2 separate regions of the Homo sapiens genome follow, and region 2 is linked to region 1. A link is an interaction called in ENCODE POLR2A ChIA-PET data of the cell type or tissue named here. Cell type or tissue: OCI-LY7. All regions are shown on one strand. Each heading gives the region's core, and the rest is flanking DNA. Links, peaks and the distances in the headings are about the cores only.

What was found. ChIA-PET counts read pairs that join two places held together with the same protein. Peaks named below come from ENCODE experiments on the same cell type or tissue, not always from the same donor. Only the 100,000 strongest peaks of a DNase experiment are listed, where the experiment ranks them.
Region 2: POLR2A ChIA-PET joins it to region 1 with 11 read pairs; 2 of 35 experiments call an interaction of 5 or more read pairs at or near these places.

The regions. Positions count from the first base shown.
Region 1 is chr5:73,944,888-73,952,245 of GRCh38, forward strand. It overlaps LOC105379034 (a long non-coding RNA gene), which reads left to right and starts at 1,211. Exons shown (of 4, transcript XR_001742745.1): 1 at 1,211-2,610. In OCI-LY7, for the core only: no CTCF peak of the experiment used is centred there; DNase peaks (open chromatin) are centred at 1,654 and 3,944; H3K4me3 peaks cover 289 bases; H3K27ac peaks cover 961 bases.
Region 2 is chr5:74,349,837-74,357,194 of GRCh38, forward strand. All of the region lies in intron 3 of LINC01331 (long intergenic non-protein coding RNA 1331), which reads right to left. Among named protein-coding and RNA genes, the nearest start is that of LINC01333, 32 kb to the left of the region's middle. In OCI-LY7, for the core only: no CTCF peak of the experiment used is centred there; no DNase peak of the experiment used is centred there.

The sequences.
Region 1 (7,358 bases), core at 1,225-6,224:
TCTGGAGGTTTGAAACAAAAGACATGAGAGACTGTGGCATACGTTTGGAGATACCCAGAATGATTTCCTCCCCTCTAGATTAAGGTGTCCAATGAGAATGTCCATCTATCTCTGCCTCTTTCAAGCACTCTATATAAGAAGTGGGGAAATGTGGAAGTCCACCCCTGCCCTCGTTGGAACTGATCAGGTTCCAGGCTATGGAGCAATAGCGGACTCCTTCCTGGGATGCTATGCTCTTAAAGTGTAACCAAATGCCCTCTCATCCCCTCACCTTTCCACATCCACCTCTTCCATAAAGCAATGTAGGTTCTGGTCAAATGGGGAATTGGATATCTTCCTATTTGATCCCACGCCACAAGAAACTAAGAGTAAAAGGGGTCCTGGGATCACCTGAAGATGCTTATTGGAACAGAGGGGACCAAGAGGATGCCTAAGTGTACCGCTAAGGGGTGGATTGATGACTTGCATGATAACCCACAAGGCAAGATTGTAAGTGGAGAAAAAAAGAGACAGGCTCATGTACCTCTTCTGCTTTATTTTTTACCCAACCCTGATGCTACCCATAGCTCCCTGTTTTAATCTACCACCTAGGGCTGAGTGGAGCATGGAAAAGAAAAAAAGGAGGGGAACACATGGAAGATTCCAGAATTATCTTGATTGACATGCAGAGTTTGCTCTTTTCTTTCCTGACTGCCTCTCATGCACAGATGTCCCTCTACCAATGTGAGACAGGCAGCAAAAAAATATGGAAAAGCCAAACAGACTTGGGCCCTACTTACTGGATCTCCCCCAGGGCCACAGGGTTGCACACCACCAGGGGGCACTATTCATGCTCTGGAGCACACATACGCGTAGATTCCAACGTGAGTGGAAACTTATGGAGTTGTACAATCCTGCAACCTTGCTTCTGAGCTAGGTTTGCTTACCTATGAAATGAGGATAATAATAGCTATGTCCGGATCACCTGAAGTCAGGAGTTCGAGACCAGCCTGGCCAACATGGCGAAACCCCGTCTCTACTAAAAATACAAAAATTAGCCAGGCATGGTGGCAGGTGCCTGTAGTCCCAGCTACTCGAGAGGCTGAGGCAGGAGAATTGCTTGAACCTGGGAGGCGGAGGTTACAGTGGGCCGAGATCGTGTCACTGCACTCCAGCCTGGGGGACAAGAGCGAGACTTCGTCTCAAAATAAATAAATAAATAAATAAATAAAAAATAATAACAATAGCCATGTCTTGCAGGGCTGTTGTGAACTACTTGAAGAAGCCCAGTGCAGTAAACGGCATACAGTCAGCACTCTAAAAATGAGAGCAGTTGTTATATGCTGGGGATAGGGGTAGAAAGAAGGCAGGCTTGGGCATGCTCAAGAATCGAAGTAGCTAGGGCATCGCTACTTTGGTTTTGTCCAGCTCATTTTCCCGTGCTGAGAGATGTCGAAGATCAAAGCCTGTTAGGATGCTGGGCTCAGAGTAAGAGCTTCATGCTACTTATTGGATGAGAGGATGAACAAGAGTCTTTGGAAATCAGAGATCAAAGGGTCGTCAGAACTAGAACTAGAACTCTGATCCATTACATTTCTTTGCCTCTGGCTGGTGAGTTCAAAGCAGTCAGCTCGAGTTGATGATTGAACATCGTTTTGGGTGAAGTAACAAGGGACCATGGTTCAGTGGTTCTGTAGAAGCTTCATGGCTGAGAAACTTCAACATGCCATTATTTGAATCCTAGTTGTCTACTCTTTGAATGGCAGAAAGTCAAAGGTTTTAGATACTACCAGCAGCTATGGGTCTCATAACAATTGCCCAAGGAGAAAGAATGAACTTGGTACGAACACAGGATTATATTTTCTTTGCTAATTTCACTAGATTCTATAGTTACATTAGAGAACTGTTCCTTATTTCTGGAAGAGCCCCAATTTCCACCTTCCCCTTTTTTATGCATAGGTCTGGCAATAAATTTAACTTGGCTCTGTCTCCAGGCAATCCAGGGTTAAACTGTCTCCTAGGGCACACAATTTCAGTCCCTAGGGAAAGTATGAAAAACCTTCTCTTCTTGTTCAGAAGCTCAATTGAGTGTCTCCATTTTATTTCATAAATGAGATCTGATTTGTCTCCTAACATGTATTTTTACTTACTCAAGAGTGTGTCTAAGTTCTTTTCTTTCTCTCCTGAGCTGGTTTTGGGTTGTTTGCCTATTCATAGAAGGAAACAGTGAGGGAGAAAGCAGCTAGAACTCTGATGAATGGTTTACTTCTTGTTAGCAACCCAAGTTAAACATTTAATGATGGAAGCGGGTATGGGCTGAAATGCCATTTGGGGGTAAATGCCTGGCTTCATTTTTTCATGCTCTCTTTACCACTACTCGCCCCAGCCCCTCACACCCTGTATAATGTCTGAGCAGGTTTTCTGCATAGTTGCCAGTGCTTATTTTTACAATCTCTAACATAACAGCTTCAAATATAAACACAAACATAGCCAGCATGAACGACAGCATCTGCATTGGCCACGGAGCTAAAACAGGCTCTTAGAAATGTGCTTGACATTTCCCGTGGCAGCTTCACAGCCTCCTTGGAAAGCCTTGGTCCACCTCTCTGCTGCTGACAAGCTCTGATTTGGGTAAGATGCTGGCAGGTGCCAGCAAAGGACAATAGGCTTTTAATTAAGGTCTGTAGAGCCATAGCTCAGGAAACACACCTCCTGAAGAGTTTTTTTTTTTTTTTTTTTTTTTTTTAAAAACACTTGCGTTTCTTCTTGCTACCCTACGAACAGTAACTGTGTGCTCCATCGAGGCAACTGTGGTCGTTAATCTTCCGTAGCACAGGAATTGCTAGTAACATAAAGGTAGTAATGGGATTATGTTTTCTTTTCTTTTTTTTTTTTGCAATAGCTTAGAAAATTAATGTTAACTTCTGTTCCTAGTTTGGGGCAGTTTTTACTATGATGAAGCTGAATGTGATCATACAACTCCATCTTTCCATCCAAACTCCCTCCATGCAAATTTCTTATTATATCTGACACAGAATTAATGTAAACATTTTTGTAATGGCCATATTTTGAGTCACTCACTTAGAGGAAGGTTTTCTAATGTGGAATCTGAGCCTGTTAAGCATCGTTGCTATGGAGACTATGAGAGTTGGATTAATTAAGGCTTGAACAGATGTGAAGTGTGCAGAATGCACTATTTTCTGTTAGTAATTAAAGAGGGTATGTGTGTACGTGAGAGAGAAAGAAAAATAGAGACAATCCGAGACAAAGCAGTCAGACGTGCTTGGCACCGGACATGTGACATTTTCTTCAGTAGAACTAACTGCTGATAACTCTGCTGACACTACTCTATTTTCTCCTCCACCCATGCCAGACAGAATAATTGCTTGAAATGGCCAAGCAGTCCAACCTTTCTTTCTTTTTTGGTCTGATTTATGATAGGCCCAGGAATATACAAAAACATGTTCTTGGATCAGTGAGTTCAAACGACCCATCTCTCTGAACACTCGAAAGTCAAACTGGACTGTGTAAATGGTTTTTAAGCTGCCTGGCAGGAAGGCCAAGTTTGCAGACTGGAGCTCTATTAGTTGTCCAGCCCCCTGGTAGTATTGTCATCAGCGAATTGATAGCCAAGAGAGACACTGGCTGCGCAACTGCCAAGGAGAAATTGTCATGGGAATGCCTTTAAGACTGGAAAGTGAATGAAACATCAGTCTGGTTTGAGTTTAATTTGGAGAATATTTGTTTCAGTTTGAACTAAATCTTTTGCTTTTTAAAACACTGTATTTCTATTTTCTCTTAAGTAATATAGTAACATGAGGTTTAGGTCTGAATTCAGCAGATTAGGTTCCATTGGAATCCTGCTTAGTGGCCCCAGTGAGTGGTGTCCCCATATAGCCTCCTGGTTGGCAGGAAGTAGTTAATGGCTTAAAAATGTCTAAAGGCTTTTCTGCTGGGTTGGCAGCAGTTTTGCTTGAACTGGTAGCTTTTGAAGCATGATCATTTTTTGTTTGTCTCGCAGCTGTGGAGGTGGGGTTGTCTGAATCAAAAAGCATCACAGAGGTACTTTGTTTCCTGGTGGACTGTGTCCTGGTGGCCCAAATTTGGCCTCTTCCCACCCACAGACTATGCAGGATGAGTTAGAAAGTAATGATGCAATGGGGAATTGCGTGGCCTGGGAGGTCAAGTGTTTGTGTATGTGTGTGTGTGGTGGTGTGTGCAAGAGCACACTCTCAACTAAAGCATGTGTCTCGTCAAACTCCTACACCTCTAAGGAGTCAGGCACATCCACAGACATAAGTTTTCCCAGTCTTGCCATGTCTCTACATGTCACTAATTACAGCCTGATTCTGTGAGGGTTTCAGTCTATGAATGGGGCAGTTTAAAACAAAACAAAACAAACAAACAAACAAAAAACAACTAGGTGAAGGCTGCAGGCAGCACTCTTCCATCTTAGAAATCAGACATCTTTTGGTTGTGCTATTAAGAGCCATAGAGACAGGGAAACAGGGACAAATTGGATCAATGTGAATTTATCACTATCTGGGGAGAAAACTTAAGTCTGCATCTTCATTTCCGCATTGTCCTCTACAACTGCGACCTAAAGTTCACTCACCCTTAAACATGACTGTTAAATCTGTTGTATATTCCATGTTTCTTGTCATTTGAGGATTATGTCCATTTATCTCATCGGAGAAAGCATTTAGTGAGGCTACAGAAAGTAGTATTTGCCATTTGAATCAACTGTGATTGATTTTTACATCTCTGGGTATTAATAAGAAAAGTGACTTATTAAATATAATTCTGTTTGCCTTTTCTTTCTCCCCACCACATATAGATACAGGAGAAAGTATATTCTGGGTACTTTGTGAACTGAAAAGGAAATTGGGGTGAGAGAAAAAACAACAGCAGTGGTTCAATGCCTTTGAAGGGACATCTGTTAAATGCTTTAGGAAAAGAGCAACAATGGAAAGCTTGAAACCAATAAAACCAGAGCCAGCACAGGGAGTTAATTCAAGAAGAAAATCCACTTTCCCTCTAAATCATCAAATTTCGAGAAGTGTTTTATATTTGGCAGACATTAGTATGTATTCTCTGTGTGTGTGTGCCTTCATCCATACTTGTTTGTATACGCACACTGTTTGAAGTCACTTCAGTATACTTAAACAAACTACCATTTTCCTTCCATTTTGTCCTTCCATATGTTAGTATGAGGCCAAAAGTACCCAATTGCCCAGTTGCTATCATGCTGTAGACATGATCCACCATTTCGCTGTCTTAGTCTTTTGGCTGTTAAAACAAAATACCATAGACTGGGTAGCTTATAGAGGACAGAATTTATTGTTCATAGTTCTGGAGGCTGAGAAGCCCAAGCTAAAGGCTCTGGCAGATTCAGTGTCTGGTGAGGGCTCCTCTTCTGGTTTATAGATGGCTCCTTCTAGCTGAGTCCTTACGTGGTGGAAGAAGCAAGGCAGCTCTCTGAGGCTTCTTTTATAAGGGCACTAATCCCAGTCCCTTCTCTGTGTAGCATTTCTTCTTCCCAGGTTTGGAGCAGGACCTCTCTAGAATAAGGGTCTTCAAAGGAGAAGAGAAAAGGAAGACAGTGGCCTTTCTAGGTTTTATGGCTTGCTTTGGGAGAGAGGGACTCGAGTTTCTATGACTCACCTTTGGGGAAGAGGAATTCTGGTTTCTATGATTTGCTTGGGGAAGAAAGAGCGACAGGAGACAGGAGGGTGGGGGAAGGTCAGAAGATCTTGCTTTTGAGGCCCTTCCAGTCTCTTTCAGTTCAAAGTACTCAACACACCAAGGTGTCATACTTTGGGGTATCATGTTCTGCACTCCAAGATCACAATAACTGGGAAGAATTACTAGCATTAAGTGAACAGGAGAAGCAGGAAAGCTAAAGGTCCTGTGGTGAGTAGGACAGTCCTGTCCAAGATCAGTTGCCAAACCGCAAAAGCCCATTGAAAAACATGGATCAAATTTCAGCTTTTAGAATATTTTTCACAGTGTGAATTCAAAAGTGAGAAGTCATTTAGAAATCCTTATACATTCTGAAAAGTGGCTATTTGTAGATGCCAGTAATATGGAACATCTTGATTTTGAACCAGAGCAAGACTTTTAGGAAGAGTATCATTGAAATTCAAAGAGGAGCCTTAGTTCAAGAATTCTTAGAAAAATAATTTCCTTAACATTGCCAACCTCATTGTGATAGACAGGGCAACACAAAGCCAAAGTTAACGAGGCTCTGACATTTTTAAAGAACATATTCTAACTTTAGCTGACATTTAAATTAGAAAGCCCAGCAGTGTAGCGGGGAGCTGATTGATTTGGAAAGCATGGATCCAAGATAATGAGGGCTCTGCCATGCTCTTCCTAGTGATGGGTAATAAATGAGCTCTTCCTGGCCAAAAGCAAAGGAGATGAGGCAGTTCCTGCATTTGAACTGCAGGCATTTGCACTGCATTGAGACGAAAAGTCATTCAGATACTGCTTTTCTTCTGCTCACTATAGCAATATTTTCATATTAGCCTTCATAATGAGCAGGAAAAAGACCCTGGTAGAAAAGACCCTGGTAGGCATTTCATGTGTCAGAAACACTAATGGTTGTTTTCTTTAATTTCCCAATGTGCTTGAGACATACTAGCCTTATAGACAGCCAACAAAAATGGATTCTAGAAGTAGATTGGTCCTGCCTTGACCTGCCAAACGTGGGAGGTTTGAAAAACTCAGATCAGAAAACTAAACCACCCACCCTCCTTTGGAAATCGATCACCTGTTTTGGGAAGAGGCTGACTCTACTTTGCTGTGAGGCATGATAGAGGCAGAAGGCTGTGAGTGGGAAGAAGCCATCACTGAGAGCCAGCCTCAGGCCCTTCTCAGTTGCCATAAAACCCTTGTGCTTCAGCTTTCCTCATCCATAAAATGGTCTCATCGTAAAGTTCACCCTCTCACTGAAGATTAATGAAGTGACACTTGTAAAGGATTTTAACTCAAAGGATCAACTCCAAGTACTTTAAATTCTTTGGAATGAAATTATTCCAGGGAATATTTATCTGGAAGCCAGATTGACAGGGGCCTTCTGGAAGCCCAGTCAACATCAACACGACAAAAGAACCGTTAGTTTCGGGCCGAGCACGGTGGCTCACGCCTGTAATCCCAGCACTTTGGGAGGCCGAGGCGGGTGGATCACGAGGTCAGGAGATCGAGACCATCCTGGCTAACACAGTGAAACCCCGTCTCTACTAAAAATACAAAAAATTAGCCGGGCGTGGTGGCGGGTGCCTGTAATCCCAGCTACTGGGGAGGCTGAGGCAGGAGAATGGCGTGAACCCGGGAGGCGGAGCTTGCAGTGAGCAGAGATTGCGCCACTGCACTCC
Region 2 (7,358 bases), core at 1,284-6,283, 410 kb after region 1:
CATTTCATTCATTTGATCTTCAATCACTGATACCTTTTCTTCCAGTTGATCAAATCGGCTACTGAAGCTTGTGCATTCATCATGTAGTTCTCGTGCCATGATTTTCAGCTCCATCAGGTCATTTAAGGACTTCTCTACACTGGTTACTCTAGTTAGCCTTTCGTCTAATCTTTTTTCAAGGTTTTTAGCTTCTTTGTGATGGGTTTGAAGTTCCTCTTTTAGCTTGGAGAAGTTTGATCTTCTGAAGCCTTCTTCTCTCAACTCGTCAAACTCATTCTCCATCCAGCTTTGTTCCGTTGCTGGTGAAGAGCTACGTTCCTTTGGAGGGGGAGAAGCACTCTGATTTTTAGAATTTTCAGCTTTTCTGCTCTGTTTTTTCCCCATCTTTGTGGTTTTATCTACCTTTGGTCTTTGATGATGGTGACGTACAGATTGTCCTTTCTGTTTGTTAGTTTTCCTTCTAACAGTCAGGACCCTCAGCTGCAGGTCTGTTGGAGTTTCCTGGAGATCCACTCCGGACCCTGTTTGCCTGGGTATCAGCAGCAGAGGCTACAGAACAGCGAATATTACTGAACAGCAAATGTTGCTGCCTGATCCTTCCTCTGGAAGTTTCATCTCAGAGGGGTACCCAGCCGTGTGAGGTGTCAGTCTGCCCCTACTGGGGGGTGCCTCCCAGTTAGGCTACTCGGGGGTCAGGGACCCACTTGAGGAGGCAGTCTGTCCGTTCTCAGATCTCAAACTCCATGCTGGGAGAACCACTACTCTCTTCAAAGCTGTCAGACAGGGACACTTAAGTCTGCAGAGGTTTCTGCTGCCTTTTGTTTGGCTATGCCCTACCCCCAGAGGTGGAGTCTACAGAGACAGGCAGGCCTCCTTGAGCTGTGGTGGGCTCCACCCTGTTCAAGCTTCCCGGCCACTTTGTTTACCTACTCAAGCCTCAGCAATGGCGGGCACCCCCCCACCCCCAGCCTTGCTGCTGCCTTGCAGTTCGATCTCAGACTGCTGTGCTAGCAATGAGTGAGGCTCCGTTGGCGTGGGACCCTCTGAGCCAGGCATGGGATATAATCTCCTGGTGTGCCGTTTGCTAAGACCATTGGAAAAGTGCGGTATTAGGGTGGGAGTGACCTGATTTTCCAGGTGCTGTCTGTCACAGCTTTGCTTGGATAGGAAAGGGAATTCCCTGACCCCTTGTGCTTCCTGGGTGAGGTGATGCCTCACCCTGCTTCGGCTCACTCTTGGTGTGCTGCACCCACTGTCCTGCACCCACTGTCTGACAAGCCCTAGTGAGATGAACCCTGTATCTCAGTTGGAAATGCAGAAATCACCCGTCTTCTGCATCTCTCATGCTGGGAGCTATAGACTGGAGCTGTTCTTATTCAGCCATCTTGGAACTGCCCCCAGGAAGAATAAATTCTAAAGGTAGTGAGTAAGAAGGAATGAGTCCCAGGTTCTGCATCCACACAGATATCCCCACTGCTAACATCCATTCTCTGACATCCAAGTAAATGTCAATGACAGCACATTATTCATAACCATCATTCTTATTAATTTACATTGACCAAGATAACACAGGTATCCAAAAAAGATTGAAAAATAATCAATTCCAGAGCTTAGGCAATAAAGCAAGTTTTAAAATCACATTGCTTTTTGGAAATGATCATATTCATACTATATAATGATCTGCACTCTATAGTACTTTACAGCATTTGGGCATCTGTGTATATCCAAGGTTTAGAGTCTGGCTCTGGGAAAAGCCCCTTCAGCACAGTTATATACACTGTAGGCAGAGAATGTGAGGGTTGATCAGTGTCCTGCATACAACACCCTGAAATAAACCAGGGCACAAAAGAAATAGATCCTGGCCCAGAATGGTGCCTCACATCTATAATCCAAGCACTTTGGGAGATCAAGGCAGGTGGATCACTTGAGCCCAGGAGTTCCAGAACAGCCTGGGCAACATGGAGAAACCCTGTCTCTACAAAAAATATACACACAAAAAATTAGTTGGTTGTGGTGGTGTACACCTGTAGTCCTAGCTACTGGGGAGGCTGAAATGGGAGGATCGCCGAAGCTCAGGAGGTCAATGCTGCAGTGAGCCGTGATTGCGCCACTGCACTCCAGTCTGAGTGAAAGAGTGAGACCTTATCTCAAAAAAATAAATAAAAAGAAAGAAAGAAAGAAATAGATCCCTCACAGCAGTCCTGAGTTTGACTATAGCAGTTATCTCTCCTCTGCCTGAGTATAGACTCAGCCCAGAGACCAGTGGGGATGAGGAGGATGGGGACCGTCTAGGAATCAGTATCTCATAGAACCCAGCTTTTGACCCTCACCTCAACCCAACCATAATGGATAGAAATATGTATCATTATTCTTTGTCAGTATTAAGAAGATCATAGGCAGTCCTGACAAAGTGCTTTTCAGCTCAAACCACCAGCGTTATTTTTCCTATTCTGTAAATCATTAAGTACCTGATCTATAGAATTTTTAAACTCTTGCAAGAGACTCTTGCACGGCAGCTTCAAGAATATGCCACAGTTCAATCAGAAAGCCGTTTTTAATATTAGGATGTATTTTTCCACAGACAATTTGACTCCCAGTGGTGGAATGTGGGGGTGGAGGAGTGAGGAGGAGTAATTCCTAAAACATCTTGACTCTGGTTTTGCCGGAGAGTTTGTATAAAATATGATTATCAAGATACTGATTGCACAGAGCCAACATTACAGATGCACATCTTTTTACTCCATCTCTTTACTCTCTTTTCCCTTTTTCCAAATGAAATTTTACACAAGTAAAGGAAGATCATTTTTGTTAACTCAAGAAATGTAAGGATATTTCTGATTTGTAGCCTCTAATTTCTGTAATTAAAATTATATATTGCTCAGATTAAATTTGAATAGAAAGGCAATCAACTGTATAGCCAAGGATATTTCTTTTTTAAAATGTATTTCTCTCCTGCATTAGAACTGGCATGATTCTTCTGGTCTTCACCAAGCAAAACAATTGTTTTTTAAAAGGAGAATAATTCAGTCTACTCATTCATTTAAAGCAAGAAATTTTGAAGAGGATGAAATGAGAATTCCACAACTCCTTACTTAAAACCATAATTGGAAAATCCCCATAAGATTGTCCTCTGGGTTCACACCTAGGGATCAAATTTCAGGTAAAGCTGTGTTTTAACAAGATTCACCCAATTCTTCCAATAATAAACCACATTGGACAGGTTCCAAGACAAAAATGCCATGTATTGTATTATGCATAATAGCAAGTCATATTTATGCAGGGCCTTGGTATGATTTACAATTGTTTATCAATTTTTATTTCTTTTTATTCTGTTTTTTTTTTTTTGTTTTTTTTTTTTTTTGAGACGGAGTCTCGCTCTGTCGCCCAGGCTGGAGTGCAGTGGCGCAATCTCGGCTCACTGCAAGCTCCGCCTCCCGGGTTCACGCCATTCTCCTGCCTCAGCCTCCCAAGTAGCTGGGACTACAGGCGCCCACCACCACGCCCGGCTAATTTTTTGTATTTTTAGTAGAGACGGGGTTTCACCGTTTTAGCCGGGATGGTCTCGATCTCCTGACCTCGTGATCTGCCCGCCTCGGCCTCCCAAAGTGCTGGGATTACAGGCGTGAGCCACCGCGCCCGGCCTTATTCTGTTTCTTAACATGTGAACCTGACTGGCATGCTTACATCAATTGCTCTTTTTTCTTGCTTTGTTGTGGCTGTGTTTTAATGAAAACTCTTCATCCTGAAAGACATCCAGCTCCATGCCAGATCAATGGAATCTGCAGGTTTTCTTTCTGGAATATAAAACAAGAGCTTGGATTCAACTGGCCAAGAAATATATTTGCTAATGAGGCTTTCCTCAAAGGTCACTCATTCATTCAGCAAGTATTTACTGAGCACCTCTTAGGCTCCAGGCATTGTGCATGTCTGTGAATATAAAAGTGAATGAAGCAGACATATGGCCCCTGACTGTGTGGTGGCTGAAATGCAATGGGGAAGACTGAAACAAGCAAACATCTAATTATACATTGTATTACATTGAGGGAGGAAAAAACAGAATACTGTGATAGAGAATAATGCAGTGCAGAGCACTGCTACTTAGAACAGTTGAGGAAAGCCTCGTGGAAGTCTTTTAAGCCAAGTCCTAATTGATAAGGGAGACCCAACCACTGAAAGAGAGGAGGGGAGTATGTCAGTAGAATAGCAGATGTGAGGGTCTGGCAAAGGGCGTAGACAATCGATGCTCACCATCTTTGCCCACCTACCTGCTGGCCAGCTTCACAGGGCAAGTCCAGTTCATTTCCCCTAAGAAGCCTTCCTGCCCATCCACGCGTGGTCCTCTCTTCCACAACCTCCTCCAGCATTTCAATTGTTCCCCATGACTTACCACTGAGCCATATGCTGGGTTGTATTGTCCTCAGATGGTTCCTGTGGTTAAACCTGTCTCTTTCACAAGTTTTGCAAACCCACTGAAGACAGAGGGCATGTGCCCCTTTTGCACCCCATGCCATGTCTGCTGCAGCACTGGAGCGGAACTGACGCGGGAGGCATTGAAATGAACTGAAGATGGAAGGCCTAGCGGGGCAGGTGAACGGCTGTGGCTAAGCCTCTTTTCTATCTGCATCTGCTCACATTAGACAAAATGCAAATAAATAGGCCCCATCTCTCTCTGTTCTTAGCATTTATATGACACCTTTCAGCACAGAGAAACGAGTAAGTGTAACCAGAAGCGGTTGTTCCATGTGCTCATCCCCAGCTCGGCTGTGGCCAGGCATCTGGTCCCCACCTGCCCCCATACCACTCCTTCCCAGAGGGGCAGCTGTGGACCCCACCACTTCACTTTCAGCAGAGCCTTTCCCATGGAGCCGCACACTGTTGAAAGAACGCATTGTCTGTGCTAAAGGGAGAACGCAGGTAGCACATTGCAAATCTGAGCTGTTACGTGATAGATGAGCAATGAAAAGCGTCCTGACATCATTAAGGTGTTCCAGAACATGCTGTCTGCTCCAGCCTCACCTGCATGCAACCGCATGAAGACAGAATTGCCTGCATGATGACCAAAGCCTGGCTTTGGAGTCAGCAAATTGGGTCATTCCAACCCCACGAGGTTTTTCTAGATTCTGCCAGTTGGGGACAAAGACATTTCATAGAAACTGCTAGACTCACATCTGCAAATGGTCTTAGAGGGTAGGGCTGTCTTCAACCATATGAAAATAGACTTGCCTTTTCACTCTTCCAAGTATTCCCAGAATTTGAAGCTGTCCTTCAGCACTACCTCCTGCCCCACATTCTGGAAGCCCTCTCCCAAGCCCCAGGGCATCCATGTCTGGACAGGGCCCTCTGTAGAACCCACCGCACAACCTCCTGACTTTGCCAGGGCCCAGCACTAACAGGGAGTTGGGGACAGACCACCTGCTGTGTGGCAGAGCAACTTATCTGACATTTATGGGATGAGATTTGTCACGGTCAGAAAGGGCAACTCTTTAAAATTTTTTAAAGAGCATCTCAACCTTTGGCACACTGCCTGGGGAACTAAAAGTAACCTCTTATTCTTCCCTACTGATATTGTGGAATTTCAAGTTTCTACAAAAGAACTTGAGTATCAGTCAGCAAAAGCAGTGGAGTGGCTGGATTTATTCCTCATGGCTCAATCACTCCTAATTTGCCTACAGGAACCTAGTGGTCGTTGAGGTAGAAGAGGATACATCACTCTACAACACACAGGACAACATCCTGGGCTCTATCCTCATGGCAGCAAGCTCATTTTGCCTCCTGTTTCATAGTAAGAGTCACTGTTCACCGAGAGCAGCATGTGTAGTGATTGGAACATGCACTTCAGAGTCAGATTACATGGGTACAAATCCTGGTTCTGTCTCTTACTACCTGTGTGATCTTGAGCAAGTCACGTAGCATCTTGGTTTCCCCGTCTGTAAACCAGAGGGAAATAATAGCTCAGTCAATGAAATATGATGTGGCTCAAATGATGGCAAAAGTCCTCAGTACAGTGTCTGGCATGTAAAGGGGTGTAGTAAATATTCACTATTTATCGCAGACCTACTTACTATGTCACACACTGAATTATGTGCTTTATTTAATTCTGTAATTTAATCCTACAACAACTCTCAAAGGTAGGGCCTATGCTTATAATCACCATGCTATGCTACTCACCTTGTTTCCCTAAGAGAAATATTTTCTTGTCAGTGGCTATTCCCACCTGCAATTTTCCCTTGACAAATTGCTCCAAGACAGGTACTTCCTAAGGGGACGCTTTCTCCATTAGTGAGACAGTAGGGGAAATGGAGGGGCAAACCTTGACCCACCATTACCAAGAAATCACCTGTGGAAGTGAGTCATCTATCTCTCGTCGCTGGGCTGGACTTGATGATTAATGGGAGACATTTAAGATTAATACACTTTCTTGTTTAAGTTTTGAAAATTAAAGATCTTAGAAATGTGAGCCCAGAGAATAAAGAAAAAAGAAGGAAGTAGAACAATATTCTCTTTCTAGTCACCTGCTTTCAAGAACTCAGTCCCTTTAGGCCAGCATTTAGAGAATTGCCTGTCCCCAGCCAGGTCATCTTGCTTTCCTTTTCTCCCTCCTCACCTCCAAAGGGACGTTAGTTCCAGCCAAAGTGCTTATCATAGATCCTCAGCGCAAACAGTTTCCAAGTTACCAAATGGGACCGTGGAACAATTGATTGTACTGGCACAGGCCAACGGTGGGAGATAATAGAGTGACATGTGGGCCCAAGCAGCTATTGTTGCTGCATTTTTCTGTTTGGTTTTGGGTTTTTGGTTTTTTTAAAAGCATGAGTGCACAGGCTGTGCTGGCCTAAGCCCTTGAGATTCTTGAGAAAGAAAAGATACCTCAGCTAGAGTCTTATTGAGGCCAAGTTTCTAACAGCTCAGGCCCAATCCTGTTACCTTAACAGAGCTGACACTACCTCATCCTGAAACGGGCTTTCAGACCCAGCCATCAAGAGCTATCCTTTGGCCCCAAATGTCACTACCAGAGTTAGGCCATTTAAATGAGCATGGCTGACATTTATTGAGCACTTTTCACTGTGATAAAAGGCTTTTCAGGCTTTCATTTAGATCTCAAAACAGATGCATTTTAAAGAGACTTATATTTTCTGATTTCTAGGAATAAGAAGGCAGAAGCCAAGAGATCTTGAGAACCTCACCTATAACTGCACAGCTGGTCAGTGATAGGGCAAGAATCTGAGCCCAGGCCTGTGTCTTTGACCTTAAACCCATTGCCTAAGAATGAGAGGAGACAAAAGGAAAGCACAGGAAGTGGGGGAAAGGATGAAGACAAAAGAAGAAGGTGTGATATAAGACCTAAAGTCAACACCCAA